Regions from separate parts of the Homo sapiens genome. Here region 1 is linked to region 2. A link is a loop called in an ENCODE intact Hi-C map of the cell type or tissue named here. Cell type or tissue: adrenal gland. All regions are shown on one strand. Links, peaks and the distances in the headings refer to the core of each region. The heading gives the core; the rest is flanking DNA.

The links. Peaks named below come from ENCODE experiments on the same cell type or tissue, not always from the same donor. Only the 100,000 strongest peaks of a DNase experiment are listed, where the experiment ranks them.
Region 1: a loop joins it to region 2, with 7 times the contacts of the local background. A loop is called at or near these places in 18 of 110 quality-filtered maps.

The regions. Positions count from the first base shown.
Region 1 is chr9:94,903,386-94,911,729 of GRCh38, forward strand. All of the region lies in intron 5 of AOPEP (aminopeptidase O (putative)), which reads left to right. Among named protein-coding and RNA genes, the nearest start is that of AOPEP-AS1, 38 kb to the right of the region's middle. RefSeq lists an enhancer at 7,277-7,446. In adrenal gland, for the core only: no CTCF peak of the experiment used is centred there; DNase peaks (open chromatin) are centred at 4,196, 4,836, 6,776, 7,026 and 1 weaker place; H3K27ac peaks cover 1,710 bases.
Region 2 is chr9:94,852,826-94,861,169 of GRCh38, forward strand. All of the region lies in intron 5 of AOPEP (aminopeptidase O (putative)), which reads left to right. Among named protein-coding and RNA genes, the nearest start is that of MIR2278, 47 kb to the left of the region's middle. In adrenal gland, for the core only: no CTCF peak of the experiment used is centred there; no DNase peak of the experiment used is centred there.

The DNA.
Region 1 (8,344 bases), core at 16-8,015, 51 kb after region 2:
GGGGGAAAGTGGTAGCAAATGGATCTGTGATAGCAGGTGTCATCCTCATCATCTCTTTACAGTAATCGAATTGGTTGAAGATACATGGAAATCCAACTAGATACACTTGTAAAAATATCACCTGCCAGTGCAGTGGCTCACACTTATAATTCCAGTACATTGGGAGGCTGAGGTGGGAAGATTGCTTGAGGCCAGGAGTTCAAGACCAGCCTGGGCAATGTAGCAAGACTCCATCTCTAAAAAAAAAAAAAAAACAGTTTTCAAGTTTGCCTGGGTGTGGTGGCATGCACCTGTAGTCCTTGCTTCTTGGAGGACTGAGGCAGGAGGATTACTTGAGCCCAGCAGTTCAAGGTTACAGTGAGCTAATTAGCTGGGTGTGGTGGTGGGTACCTGCAATCCCAGGGAGGCTAAGACAGGAGAATTGCTTGAACTCAGGAGAAGGAGGTTGCAGTGAGCTGAGATTGCTCCATTGCACTCCAGCATGGGCAACAGAGTGAGACTCTGTCTAAAAAAAAAAAAAAAAAAAAGTTCAAAAAATGTTTAAAAAGTTACAGTGAGCTATGATTGTGCCACTGCATTCCAGCTTGGGTAACAGAGCAAGACTCTGTTTCTTAAAAAAAAAAAAAATTACTAAAACATTTGTGATTGCCATTTGATGACTACATACCGTAACTACTCAATTTTGCCTTCCTTTCATGTGAATAGTGTCCTTTGCTGCATCTGCATTTGAGCTGCCCAAGAGCCCAACTAAATTAATCCCTCCAGAAGTAAAGGAGATGAAATCAACCAATCTGAGGAAAGCCTGACCAAGGCATTCATGTATCAAAAAGATATGGAATACCTACCCACTGCATACATGATACTAGAAATCCTACAGCTTCCCTGCACAGTGGCTGTGGTTTTCATTTATATGAAACTGAGGCCAGAGAGGTAAAGAACTTGGCCTGAAGTCACATGGGGCACTGGGTATTATTTGAAGCAGTTTTTTTCAAAAAAGTCACGGAGAAACATTACTCAGAGCCTCTCCCTCACACCCTGCAGATAGAGCTCTGAATCTCGGCATCTGTGAGTTGTTTCTTTTGGGCTTTTTAAAAAGTCTTCCAGAATTGTGGAATGGGATAGTTTCAGTTAAAATATCTGTTTTTGAAAATCATGACCAATAATAAAAATCAAGAATGTCCTATTACATATTTCATACCTTTAAGAATTTTGTTTTGCTCTAATTGGTCTTATTGGATTAAATGATTTCTAAAGTCTTCTCTGGGACTTCACTTTTGTGTTTCAAGTTTCTTATCCATCTGAAAGCCATATATTTGGGTTAAACCAAATTATTAGCAATAGGTATCTTTGTAGAATTTCTAGTAGTTTGGAAGGAGTTGAATGTACTAGAATCATAGCACGTATTTCAGCTGCTTTATTAGCAGTCTAGCTAAGGGGAGTTTATTGTTCCAGTTTTAGTCATTATAATACAGCCCTGTTTAATATTGCATGATCTGTGGGTTGCCATAAACTTGGTACAAATTGGAGTGCTGATATAACATGAAATGAAGCGCCTTGTCTGAATGTTGCTTTTGTTTTGCATTTAACAAATTAGTATGTTGACATTTGTCACTGATGGATTTCATTATTTGCTGAAAGGGTTTTAGGGGGTTTGACAGCATGAATGGTTTGTCTTACAGACTTTTGAGAATTGATAAAAGCATCTTTGTTCTTTGTACAAAAGCACAACAGATATCGTATTGATGGACACACAAAAAGGGATGGCTTGTGTAGCTGCAACATAAAATAAACCAAGAAAATAATTTTCGAGTTGCTACTTACTCTTTTATGTGATTTCTTCTTCTCATCCTTTTTTTCCTGATAAAAGAATGAGTTTCGTTCATCTCAATAACAAGCTCAAGAGCAATCAATAATCTTTCAGTAAAATTAAAATATTGGCTTCTTTATGCTCCACTTACATATCGTTTAAGGAGGATTATTTTAAAACATTATAAACACAGTTATGGTTCAGATTGCATTAAATAACTGTTCCACGTCCTCAGATAACAGAGGTGAGATGGGGGAGCAGGAAACTAAGAGTTCCGTAAAATAAGGAAAAGGACTAAAATTTTGATTTCAAATTCTAGTTTTATCAAAATGGTAAATATGCATGTTCTTCTGTCATTTTTTTTTGTTATATTTAGAGGGATAGCCTCATCATTCAAATGTACCTTCCTGTACATATCATGGAGCCCTTATTGGAGGTTGCTCACCTCACGCTTTTGCCCCAATCTTGTTAAAATCTGTTATAAAGTATGCTCTGGGAAACACATGCACACACACTCACACTCACAGAGGACTTCCAGTAAAAGCCTTGCTAGAAAGCTACAAACAATGAAATCTATCAATGATCAGATGATAACACCCATCACTAACAACTGCCAACACTCAGACTAAAGCAGTCAAGACACTGAGGGAACCATCCATCATCCCTGTCATTTCTGCAGGGAGTGCAGAAGGGGCTGGGGGGAGGGGGCCGGGGCCCTGTAGTGGACAGAAGTGACAGCAGATCATGCAGCAGAATGCAGATCCAAACATGACCTCCAGTATCTACTGTGAAAATTTGTGGGAATCAAGACAGGGAAAGAAACGAATAACTTAATAAAGAATAAAAAAGTAAAGAATTTTGTTTATTGGTTGGGCATGGTAGCTCACACCTATAATCCCAACACTTTGGGAGGCTGAGGTGGCAGGATCACTTAAGCCCAGGAGTTCAAGACCAGTCTGGTCAATATAGTGAGACCCTGTCTCTGGCTGGGCACAGTAGCTCACACCTGTAATTCCAGCAGTTTGGGAGGCCGAGGTGGATGGATCACTTGAGCCCAGGAGATCGAGACCAGCCTGGGCAACATAGCGAGACTCTGTCTCTACAAAAAAAAAAAAATGTAAAAATTAACTGGGTGTGGTGATGCATGCCTGTAGTCCCAGCTACTCAGGAGGCTGACGCGGGAAGATTGCCTGAGCCAAGGAGGTCAAGGCAGCAGTGAGCCACTGTACTCCGGCCTGTGTGACAGAGTGAGACCCTGTCTGAAATAATAATAATAATAATAATAATAATAAAAAAACAGACCCCCTCTCTATAAATATAGATTTTAATAAAATTAACCAGGTCTCAGCTACTCAGTCCCAGCTACTCAGGATGCTGAGGTAGGAGGATTGCTTGAGCCCAGGAGTTCAAGGTTACAGTAAACTACGATTGTGCCACTGCACTCCAATCTGGGTAACAGAGTGAGACCTTGTCTCTAAAAACTTAAAAAATATTTTTGTTTATTGAATGTCTCTTCCTGCTACACTGTGACCTCCCTAAGGACCCCAGTCCACATCAGTTTGGTTTGCTAATGTATCCCAAGCCCCCAGGACAGAGCATGGCAATGTAGGCTCTCAGTTAATATTTGCTGAATCAATGAATGGTGCAGCAGCACTGTCCACCTTCTATGTCCTGTTTGCCCAACCCAGTCTTGGACTTAGGTGTGTGTTCCCTGAATGGAATCACCTGGTGACCCACAGACACAGAGCTGTTCCCCCCATGTGTACATCCAGCTGATACTAGAAAGGAGAGGTGGGCCCGAGTTTTGGCTCTGCTGCATCACTGGCTTGCTGTTCCAGGTCGGAATTTTCCTCTTTCTGAGCCTTTGTTTCTCACCCGAAGGGAACAAAAGGCCACCACCCTCACAAAGCTGTTGAGATTCAATGAAAAAGAGAGGAAAGATGGATATGAAGGGCCCCTAGAAATAAGGACATTACTAATTTCCTAAGGAAAGTACAGTCTTATGAGTGACATCACCGTATTTTAAAATCAGACACATTGGTTTCCTGCAGACACAGGGAAGACCCACACCTGCAGGCATGTGTGGAGCATGTGAACAACTCTGCTCTTTGATTTTGGCATGCTGCTTCTCGGGCTTCTCTAGAAAGGAGAAAACTGAAGAACTGAGAGACCCAGAGGCTGGTGTCCAGATCAAGTGCAGCTGCCATGTTTCAAGGAGAGCCGTCTTCTGTGTGTACACAGTGTTGGCCTCAGAGACCAGCCAGGAGAAGGCTGGCTGGGCACAGAGTCAAGCATCAGGACACAGAGTCATGCATCAGGTTGTTTTCCGCGGGGAAAGGTGTAAGGAGGAAAGGGCTGCCTGTTTTTTTGCCCCTTTACACACATGCATGTGTGCACACACATGCACACCCTCCCCCACACCAGTCTTCCCCAGAGCCTCTTCCAAAGCAACATCTCCAGCCTCGGGGTATCAACATTAGAGTGCAGTTCTCCTTCCAGGCATCTGGGAGCCTCCCTTGCAGCAACCCCTCTTCAGACTAGAATTCGAGGCATGTCCCTCTCAACAGCTGACCAAGGTGCAGGCAGCTAGCTAGCTTTGTGAAGGCAGCGTGGCCTACAGGGTGGGCTACCCTGCAAATTTAAGGGCAAGATTAGTCCCCAGTCTTCGCTGGGCCTCTTTCCTCATTTGCTCTCTGGAGGTGGAGGTTACTCTAAGTGCCCTTCAAATTCCTTTCCAGCTCTATTCTTTGAACTGCTGGTTTCTTCCTTTCCAACTTATGGAAATTATTTTCCTCACTTTTCCTGAGAGGGGAAGTATAAGACACCAGGCTGTCTCTGACAACTGCCAAAGTGGCCGTTTTTTAATGGAAAGTCAGCTTCCTTCTCAGGTTGCTTAACAGAGCAGAAGCTTCTCGAGAACAGAGAAGCCTAATGTTTCCCTCTGGTTTTTTGACGTCAGTTGCCTGTGGGTGGGTTCCCATCCGCTGCCACCTCTCCAACCACACTAAATTTTATTGCGCAGATTTTAAAAACACACCTTGGTGTGGCAGGCCACCGAAAGAAGCGATTTAGCCCAGGAGCCCTGCTGTTAAGCTGTGGCAGAGAGAGCTTTGGTCCAGTCTCTGACTGTGCCAGGATCCCATCCCACAGAGTAAATCCTCCATCCTCCCCTTGTTGGCCCCTCACCAATAAAAGCGGAATGTTCACTTTACACTATCTCCTGGGGGATTTGAAGAATCAATTCTGAACACTGACTTGAAAGCACTTATCCCTCTAAGAGTATAAGAAGTGGGGAAGGGAAAAGGGAGCTAACATTTGTGGGATGTTTGCTGCGTGCCAGGTACTGGGCTGGCTGCTTGACTTTCATTCTTTCCTTTAACTCTGCTTTGTAATCATCATACACAAAACCGTCAAATGGTTTAGGCTGCTGAGAGTCTAAAGCTTATCAAGAAGACAGTGACCATGCAGAGGTAGAGAGGGGAAACCAGACCTCCCATAAACCCCCAGGAAGCTAAATATCTTTGGCATACTTGACACCACCCATGCAAAGTTTAAAAATCTAATTATGTCCATTTGCAATGCACAGATAAGGGGCACTGGAAATATATTCACCAATACAAATATGTTGGTGCTTTCAAATGTCAGAAGAGTTCAGCCGAGTGCTGCAAATCTCGTCACTGATAAATAACAGACATGTTCATCTTATTCCAATATTTTCCTTTCTAACTTAAAAATAACTTTGTCATTTCTCCTAGTATGTTTTGAGGTGATTAGTCTTAAAATGTGTCATAGGTGGTAAATTCAGGAGAACTGAACTTGGCCTCCAAAATAAGCAATGTTCCCCATGACATTATGGAATAAAAACACACACTTGCTTTGGTTTTGCCTGGTTTGAGGCTTCGTAACGTGAGCAGCGTTCACAGTGAGTCCGTGAATGGAAATCACGCCACACAGGAGCTGTGACTCAGGCCTGTTCTCCGAAGGGGTGAGGTGATGGCTATTAATATTTAATTTCATATACTGTAGTGTTTGCAGAAGCAAACATGCTGTAGTTAAGGTTACGCGCATTGAGCGTCAGCATAATCCAGTTTTTCTTTCCGCCAGGCTTTTTTCACACAGATGTGTTCAACCCAAAGGTGAATTTTTGGAGCCTTAAAAAAAAAAAAAAAAAAAAAAAGAATGAGAAAATTTGAAAACAATTAGGTAAACCATTATGGTTATACAACTGTGAAAAGATGACAGCTTTTATACTTAGAAAATAGTATGAAATGTTTTCTTTTCTTTGTTTGTTGTTATTTTCCTCTCACATGAAACTGGTCAACCAACCACCAAAACAAAGAAAAGGAACGATGAGGCTGAAACTTAAGGGTAGCCATTTGTCAGCAGAAGTAAAGGCCAAGTATTCCCAGAGAGAAGGCATCGCAGTCAACTGCTGTGACGTGTGTGACGTCCATCTCAAAAGCCTGTGTGAATGTAACTACACAGGGTGGCATACGCTGATGTCTGCCCTAGATCCCCACAAGCCTCTAGCTTGGGGTGAGTCACCAGTTTCAGGCAAGGGGTGTCTGTTGGTTCTGAGGTGACTGGGCCTTTGTAAAAGAGCTTTGAAGGAAATACCTTGCAGACTTAAACGGCTGTCATGAGTCCGCCATGGCACACAGCAGCTCCCACCCCATGGATGAAGGCTGCAGCTCGCTGGGTCTTGCTTTCTCATCTGAGAATGGGAGGGGGTGGGGCCTCTAAGAGCCCTTCTGGATCGAGTGTCTGGGGATTCCAGAACCAGCCCCACTCCTTCCCAAGGTTCAGCGCTAGCACATCCATACTCCCCAGACTGTCTCCCCCATTTCGGTTGCGGCAAGACTGCTGTGAGCCAGAGCTATGCAGGCGTTTGAATCGCGGGTCCCTGCCTAGATGGACACTTCTTCCCCTTAACTAGTTTTCTCCCTGGCAGCCCTCCGTCCATTCTCACCTTTCCTCCTCACCTCTAGTCCTGCATTAGAAGCAGCCGGTTCTCCTTCCCAGAGCCCTCCCTGGCAGATTGTGAACCGACTAGGCCATGCCTCTTCACCTGTGGAGAGTGGCTCTGAAGCAGGGTACTCTCTCTTACCCTGGGCCCTGCACTCCAGTGCAGAAGCATCCAGCACCTGTGGCAGACTGGTCATCTGAAACCTTGCTACCCGGGTAGGACCCCAGCTTCCTTGTCCTCTGGCTTCCGAGCGAGGACTGGGTCTCGGGCAGCCTTGCAGCACGCAGCACATCAACCGCGGATCTTCTTGGGCTCCCTCAAGGGTGGGACCTAATGCTACTCCAGTCTCCCTGCTGTGGGCACGCCTCTGCCTTTGCTGTTGACTTGAGGATGTGCTTTTAACCTATTGCACCTGGCTTCACACTGAGTGGGCAAAGGACAGAGGGCCCACTGGTCGAGGGTCCAGCTCTTTCGGAGGACAGCAGGACGTCTTTTGCCCCAGGGCCATCCTCTGCACTTTTATATGATGAGGTGCAGCAGTGTTTCTAATTCTCTGTTGCTTGAGAAGTATGGACATTTCCCTAGATCTTTTGGCAGTTCCTAACACATCTGCAGAGAAGGATCTTGGGGGAGGGGCCAGTCTATTAGGATGAGCCATATGAAATTGCCCATTTTTTGAAGTTGGAAAGGGTCACTTATTGCATTTTATGTAGTTCAACTTAAAGGTCAAAAAGGTGGAGGAATGTCTGGGCCTCCTCGTGATGTTATGTTTACCTAATAAGCATCCTGGGGTTTTGCCTAGGGTTTATGATACAGTATCTGTGTCTATAGCAAAGAGTATTATTGTAGATACTGTCATTACTACTTAAGGTATTATCACTACTGCTACTTGAGCTCACTTTAGAAACAATTGATAGAGATAGAGGGAAGACTGTCTATCCCCTGGAAGACCCCAGTACCTCAGTCCTGGGCCCTGGTCTTTCCCTTTGGAACTAGTGGTTTAAAATGAGCTCTCCTTTACCTCCATTCTTGTCTTCCCTGCTTTGAAACAGGACACCTCTGGCCAGTGGGCTTCCTTTTGGAGATAAGAGATGTTGGGTGATCAATGGCCTCAGACAATGTAGCTGTCACAGTTTCATTTTTAAAATGTCATGGTGATAAAAACAGCCATTTGCTAATAAAAAGGGTGGGATTCATTGCCTAGTGGCATTCACATCCATGCTGTCATTGTCTAACCCAGATTTCTCAGAGCAGCCACTGGCTTGGTGTCGTAGCTGAATGATGTCACTTCAAGCATCACGTAATTTTCCAGCTGGCTAGGATGGAAAAGGGGTTTATTATTGTGGCATGTTTTTCACAGCGTCTGAAAAAAAGTGAAGCAGACAGGGATATATGACAGGATTGGTTCTGTTTTTACAGGTGTGTCTGAAGCATACAAGGTACCTTTCACTTGCAATAGAAATGTGACTCTATGGCAAAAGAAATTTTTTAAAAAAAGCTTTTCTCAAGAGATTTTAAATATATAATACATAATTAGTGTTGGAAATTGGCCTCGAATACATTAAACTCAA
Region 2 (8,344 bases), core at 60-8,059:
TGTCTTGGCTAGTATTTGGTCAGCTGAGTGCAGTTCACCTCAGCTGATATATTTTTCCATTATCTGCCATTCTTATTCACAAATTTTCATTGATTATAGGTATTCTACGCCAATTCCAAAAAATAGCTCAATGGCTCAGTGTTGAAGGGCAAAAGCAGAGATAGAATGAATCGAGTAAATATTAGAATTCATAAAAATATTAGAACTATAGTGACTAGGACCACAGTACAGATATAGAAATGTATATGTTGTGGATGAGACAAATGATTCCTTTGAGTAGAATGATTTAACACAAACAGCCAAAAAAGGAAAAAATAATTATTACTATATGAAATTAGATTTTATTGAACAAGGCTGGGCGCAGTGGCTAATGCCCCTAATCCCAGCAGTTTGGGAGGCCGACGTGGGCAGATCACTTGAGGTCAGGAGTTTGAGAGCAGCCTGGTAAACATGGTGAAACCCTATCTCCACTAAAAATACAAAAATTAGCCGGGTGTGGTGGTGTGTGCCTGTAGTCCCAACTACTTGGGAGGCTGAGGCAGAAGAATTACTTGAACCTGGGAAGTGGAGGTTGCAGTGAGTTGAGATTGCGCCACTGCACTCCAGCGTGGGCAACAGAGTGAGACTCCATCTCAAAAAAAAAAAATTATCGAACAAGCAGTCCATTCAGTCTCACCTCACTCACTGTGTACTGTCCTTTTATCAGATGGTGACATGAAGTCATGAAGCTTTTCTATTATTTTTAAACACAAAGATAAACCTATTGTTTCCAGAACATATCCAAAATAGTGGTTTTTCAAAGTGAGATTTGAAAATGTTGAATTTGAGATTCTACAGTGATATCAGAAATTAGGTAAAAATGTCAGAGGCAATATTCAGAGCTCTACTCCACACAGAGAAAACAAGGTACAAGTCGCACTACTATTGGAAAGCTTAGTAAGATTAGCTTTGACGTTAACGATGAGTTTAATGTGCAGAGAAAGCAGAATAGGGTATTCTTCATCAGACAGATATTGTATAATATCCATGGTACACGCATGGAGAAGCAGTTACTCTCATAGGTACATGCTAGCAGAGCTTTTACTTCACACTTGGGCAGAACCAGTGATGGGCAGATTATCAATCACCTCTTAGCACATGCGCAGCACTTATGTGAAAGGGAATTGCCTGATGAGTTTTTGTTCAATGAAAACCCACATCGTAAGAGAAGACTGCTTTGTTTGATTTGGTTAATGATTATATTGTGAGTCATGAAGGAGAATGAAAAAGGTAAGTTGGGTCAGTGGCAACCAGTAAGAAAGGACAAAAAGGACATTGTTACATGACTCAGAAGTTGCATTAGAATATGGTGGACGGCAGTATTTTATTTTCAGAGAGCAGGTGGTGGTCTGTACTGTGCCTGCTGACACTGTAGTTGAAAGGAATTGTGAAAATGTGACAATTTCTTATAAAAATGAAGAAAATGGGCAGCAAGTCATGTACTGGAGGCAAAGGTGCCTCATGAAAGATTTTGGAATGTGGTATGAATTAAAAACATGACACTGAACAGTGTCTCTAAAGGCCATTTCTATTATTTAGGTGGCTTTCTCAAATGATGTGCTATTTTAAGGCTGAACATTAAGATTTTTAATGCTAAGCACAAGAAATCCTGTTATAGGTATGTGAGGGCAGAGACCATCTTCTGGTTTCCAGCTGTATCCCTAGTGCCAAGCAGTGTCACCAGTAGCTACTAAATATTTGCTGAATGAATGGATTTTTATTCCTTAGTCAAAGAACTAATGACATACTATAGGTTATGTTTTAAAACGACATCCAAATGCTAAAACATGCTTGCTAACTGCAACCAAAAGCAGGTTACACATCTATTTGTTGATTTCTCTTCCCCGATGGAACATTTAACCCAGCCTTCTAGCTCTTGAATTTAATATGCCCATCAATTTATGTTTACCATAATAAACATGAAATCACCTCATAATTTGTAGGACTATGTTGGATCGGAACATCCAAATGTATCTGACAGAGGCACCAAACGAGCTCTACATATGAGTTAGGATGTTCTAACTTAGAAGAAACAAAAAGTAAGAAAATGAACTACCTGGAGGACAACTCAAACTGTTTGTCATTATACATGTAACAAGCATGTATAAAATGTCAGATTCTATACATACTCTAAACAGTACTGTAAACAGTATCATCCTGCTCATAGATATGAACCTATTCTTTAAAATAATTTTAGAATTAGCATATTTTATTTTATTTATTTTTGTTTTGAGACAGAATCTCATTCTGTCACCCAGGCTGTCGTGCAATGGTATAATCTCGGCTCACCACAACCTCTGCCTCCCAGATTCAAGCGATTCTCCTACCTCAGCCTCCTGAGTAGCTGGGACTACAGGCGTGTGCCACCACGCCTGGCTAATTTTTGTATTTTTAGTAGAAACGGGGTTTCGCCACATTGGCCAGGCTGGTCTTGAACTCCTGACCTCAGGTTATCTGCCCACCTTGGCTTCCCAAATTGCTGGGATTACAAGTGTGAGCCATCAGGCCTGGCCGTGTTTTAGTTTATTATTTAGAAATTGTGGGCCAGGTGCGGTGGCTCACGCCTGTAATCCCAGCAGTTTGGGAGGCTGAGGCGGGCGGATCACCTGAGGTCGGGAGTTCGAGACCAGCCTGACCAACGTGGAGAAACCCTGTCTCTACTGAAAATACAAGTTAGCCAGACGTGATGGCGCATGCCTGTAGTCCCAGCTACTCGGGAGTCTGAGGCAGGAGAATCGCTTGAACCTGGGAGGTGGAGGTTGTGTGTGGTGAGCCAAGATTGCGCCACTGCACTCCAGCCTGGGCAACAAGAACGAAACTCTGTCTCAAAAAATAAAAAAAAGAAAAAGAAATTGTGGGGCATCTTGTTTTTAATTTGCCTAGAACTGGTGGTTCGCATGTGGGTCAAATGCTCATTAAGCTTGATAAATGATGACCTAGAAATAGAGAAAATATATAAATTATCCTTATGTAACCTACATTATACAAAGTCACAGGTGTCCTCTTCTTAGATTCTGGGGTGAGACTGAAAGAATATATATAACAAAGGACAGGCATGCTCCTATTATCAGATGTCACCATTGAGGAAACATTAGAATAAGAACCCCAGCAATGGGACTTATACGTAGGTTTCTTGCCTGGGGTTGCTCACACCCTATGTTCTATCTACTGAGGCCACAAAGCAGCTTTTCCAGGCATCAGCTCTAGGGTGGAGGCACAGCAGCAGAGAGCTTAATGGCCCTGACCACGAATGGCTGGGAATGTGCCATGTCTGTGCATTTGACTCAGGCCACGTGTTCATAGACCAGCATGCACACGTCCACACCTGCTGAGTGTCTGTACTCAGGTATAGTGTTAGCACAGGTTTTTTTCTTCAGTGTGGCGGGTAAGGACTCAGGTATAAAAGCTAGGTAGTCTCAGTAAAAATAATTGGGCCAAATAGCTATTTACTACCCATGAGATCAAGGAGACGCCAGGGTAAAAGAGGCAGCAGAAGGCCGGGTGCGGTGGCTCACGCCTGTAATCCCAGCACTTTAGGAGGCTGAGGCGGGCGGATCACCAGAGGTTGGTAGTTTGAGACCAGCCTGACCAACATAGAGAAAACCTGTATCTACTAAAAATACAAAATTAGCCAGGCATGGTGGTGCATGCCTGTAATCCCAGCTACTTTGAAGGCTGAGGCAGGAGAATCACTTGAACCCGGGAGGCAGAGGTTGTGGTAAGCCGAGATCGTGCCATTGCACTTCAGCCTGGGCAGCAAGAGTGAAACTCCGTCTTAAAAAAAAAAAAAAAAAAAAAAGCAGGTAGATGATGAGGGGTGGCATTTGTGTAAATGTCGTATTACAAAGAATTGGTAAAAAGCAATTTGGTTGAAGCGACTCATAGGATAGATTCATAGTGCTTAAACATTAATTGGCCTATAAGAAATAAAAGGTAGCTTGTCATTCATTATTTAAGCTGGTAGACACACCTCTAGCATCTGAAATAAACATGGAGAGGCAAAGAGTTCGCTCATGGCCCAACAGACAGTACTAGAAGAGGGTCTAAAAGGCCCAAATTTGGATCACAGCTTGGCCACTTACCAGGTGCTTGTCCTTGGGGACGTGACCTAACCTGTTTTTGCCTCAGTTTTTCGTCTATAAAATGGGGCTGTTGAACTTAAAAGTTCTTTCCTGCTCTGGACATATTATTGTAAGTGAAGTACTTTAAAGTTTTTCTAACTGCTTTCCAAAGCTGCTCTGGGCTCTCTGAAAAAATATCTTTGCTCAGGACATTTTCTTACATGGAAATATCCTCACCCTTCTGTCTCTGTGAAGATTCAGCAACCTGAAGTCAGCTCACCTAGTTTCCTCAACCATCTTTTCTCTATCCCTCTCATCATAGAGTTCGTGTTATGTTCTCTTATAGCAGTTCTTATGATCGTCATTTCTTCAACCATGTTTTAACTGCTGCGAATTCACCTCATGTATGTTCATCTTAAACTGCAGAGCCATATTGACAACAGCTTTGGAAATTTCCGATTTGCTTTGGTAGGATTAATCTCCAACGACTTAATATTCCTTTCCCATCTGGAAACTGGATGGAATAATAGCAAGATGGCTGCTCTGGTAGGAGCGCATTTTCCTTGTCTTCTGGGAGGAGAGATTGAGAGTATGTTAAAATGTTTTTCTTCTCAGTGTATCTCACCTTGTAAATATTATTTGACTTCTTAGGATGTTAAAACAAGCCATTAAAATTTATATTTCTACCTATCTATCTTATAAAATTACAGATTGTCTTCAAGCAGAGTGAGTTAACGGTATTTCAAGCCAAACCCCAGTATATGATGCAGAACAAGGACCCAAAGTGAGGCTGAAAGGTGAACTTGCAAGTACAGGCTTATCATTTCATGGAATGTGATTATTTAGCTATTTTAAAGCAGTTGCTTATCTACTACAGGTTACTTATTGTATGGCAAAAATGAAAACACAGATCTCTGTGGATCCAAAAACATTTTGGAAGCTATGTTAAGACATCATTTACGTTGGTTTTCACGTAAGTGCTGGGCTTTGAAGCATTTTTTATTTTTTTAAGACACAGGATCTCACTGCGTACACTGGCGTACCCTGGTGTGATTATAGCTCACTGCAACCTCCAACTCCTGGGACTAAGCAAGTCTCCCAGCTCAGCCTGTAGCTGAGCTACCACGTCTGGCCTGAAGCATTTCTAGTTCTAGTTTGAAAAAAAAAAAAAACAAAAACACATTTAGAACCCTGGTTAATTGTTACATCGTTTTGTCTTCCGATTTTCCGATTCCTCAATGCTGATTCTTGGCCTAGGGTATGTATAGTGGAAATGGTGCTAAGAATGGAGGTGCTGTGTTTATCTGTGTCTGAAATATCTGGCGCTGTACAGATGGGGGAAGTAGGGAGTAAAACCTTTCCAGATGTAAACCTCTGTGTTTTAGCAAAATAACGTTATGGATTCTATATTAGTTTCCTGTGTCTGCTGTAACAAATTAACACGAACTTGGTGACTTAAAACAATGGAAATGGATTCTGTCACAGTTCTGGAGACCAGAAGGCTGAAATCAGTACGACCAGTAGGCTAAAATCAAGGTGGCAGCAGGGCCACACTCCCTCCTGAGATTCCAGGGGAGAATCTTATTCCTTACCTCTTCCAGCTTCTGGTGGCCACTGATGTTCCTTGGCTTGTGGCCACATCACTCCAGTCTTCAAAGCCAACATCGCCAACATCTTTGCTATGGACTGAATGTTTATGTCCCTCCCAGAGTTGATGTGTTTAAATCCTAACTCACTGATGTGATGGGATTAGGAGGTGGGGCCTTTGGGAGGTGATTAGGTCATGAGGGTGGAGGGTGGAGCCCTCATTAATGCTATAAGTGCTTTATAAAACACACTGAGGCTGGGCTCGGTGGCTTACACCAGTAATCTCAGCACTGTGGGAGGCCAAGGCGGGCAGATCACCTGAGATCAGGAGTTGGAGACCCGCCTGGCCAACATGGTGAAACCCTGTCTGCTGGGTGTGGTAGCGGGTGCCTGTAGTCCCAGCTACTCAGGAGGCTGAGGCAGGAGAATGGTGTGAACCCGGGAGGCGGAGCTTGCAGTGAGCCAAGATTGCAGCACTGTACTCCAGCCTGGGCGACAGAGCGAGACTCCATTTCAAAAAAAAAGAAGACCTGGAAGTGGAGGTTGCAGTGAGCTGACTGTGCCACTGCACTTCAGCCTGGGCGACAGAGTGAGACTCTGTCTCAAAGCAAAAAGACACAAGAGCTTGTTTTCCCTCTCTGTTCTTTACCATGTGAGGATGCAATGAGAAGGCAGTCATCTGCAAACCAGAAAGAGGGTCTTCAATAAGAACCTGACCGTGCTAGCATACTGATCTCACATTTCCAGCCTCCAGAAGTGTGAGAAATAAATTTCTGTTTATAAGCACCCAGTCTGTGGTACTTTGTTCTAGCAGCCTGAACTAAGGTCATCTTCAAATCTCTGTCGGCACTGTCTTCACATCCCCATGTCCTCTGTCTGCCAAATCTCCCTTTGCCTGCCTCTTACAAGGACATGTGTGATTGCATTTAGGGCCCATGCAGATAATCTAGGATAATCTGACTAACTCAAGATCCTTATTAACTTCATTACATCTGCAAAGACCCATGCTTGCTTTTCTTTTTTTCCCATAGAAGGTAACATTCACAGTTCCAGGAATTAGGATATGAATATCTTTTGGGGAGCTGTTTTTCAGCCTTTCACAGACTCTATTTGTTCCATATGAATCAAGTAAGCATCAAGGCTTACTGCCTCTTATATCTTCTCTCAGCCTATTCCATCCTGGTGTGATCTGAGTTAAGGGCATGGGCTTTGGGGTCAGCTAACCTGTGTTGGAATCTCTTCTGTGCTACTTACTTATTCTAGGTCTTGGGCATATTGCTTAAGTTCTTTATGCTTTTGTTTGCTCATCTGTAAATGACAGGCACTATTATACTCAAGTTTTCTGTAAACTAATTGATAAATAAATTCAGCAGACACTTATTTAGGGCGTCCTATGTACTGAACACTAAATTCTTCGGCTACAGTGATGAACAAATAGAGACAGTCCCTGTCTTCAAGGGGCTTATAGTCTGGTTGGGGAGATAGATAGTTATTAAACAAATATTCTCAAAAATGGAGTACGACAAACTGGTCAGTCCTGTGTGGGAGGAATGCAGGGTTAGAGGAAACACTCCTGGCAGGGCCTTGGGGCAGGTGCCTCTGAGGCAGTGATGTAGAAGCTGAAACCTGAAGGGCAGTGGAACGTGAGCCAGGCCAGGAGTAGGAAGAAGGGCATATTATACAGGAGGACAGGCTGTGATTGGAAGCAACTTGGAACTTTGGAGGACCCGAAAGAAGTGTTCATGGAATTTAGTGACCTATGGGAAGATTGGCGTGAAATGAGATTGGCAGCATCATAAGGGCGTCAGACCAAGCAGGGCCTCATATAAATCTGAGCTTCATTCTGAGCGTATTGGGAAGCCCAGCAGGTTTAAGCAGTGGCAAGGGTGGGGACGGGGTGGGCAGGTCGTGACCTGGCTTATGTTTTGACAAGATTGCTCAGGTTTCTGGTTCTAGAATGAAGCGACAGGAGTAGTGGCAGTGGAATGGTGAGATGAGATGATGTGTGGCCGCAATCCAGGCAGGAGATGAAGGTGGCTTAGACCTGGGTGGAGAGGGTGCTGGTGGGGAAAATTGGAGAGTTCCAAGATATGCTCTGGAGAATGCAGGACTTGAGAGTTTTATATGGGGAGATGATGAGGAAGAGGGAGATGTCAAGGGTGACTCCCGAGTTTCTGGCAGAAGCCGCTGGATGGATGGGTGCTCCATTGACTAATGTGGGGAGGACAGGAAGAGGAGCAGATTAGGAGAAAAGATTCTGAGTTCTCTGTACATGTCAGGTTTAAGAAGCCACTTAGCACAGTGCCTGACACAGAGCACACCATAAATAGTAGATTTTAGTAGCTTCTAATTCTGTCCATTTCAAAGTCATAATTGACCGTTGAGTCAGGAGACTTGGGTTCTAGCTCTGGCTAGTCCATGTTAGATAAATAAACCTCTTAGGGCATCAGTGTCCTCATCTACAAATTGGGGGCAGTCAGATTCGGTGCTTTTTGCGGTTTCTTTCAGCTTCAGTGTGCTGACAATGCTATGAGATTCTTTGGTCTTGACCACCTGGAATCCACTGTGGCCAGCTGGATCTGCTTCAGAGGGGCTGATGAACCAGAACTCTGCATATGGATGGCAGTTTCTGGTGGAAGCTGACGTACGGGGAGCTC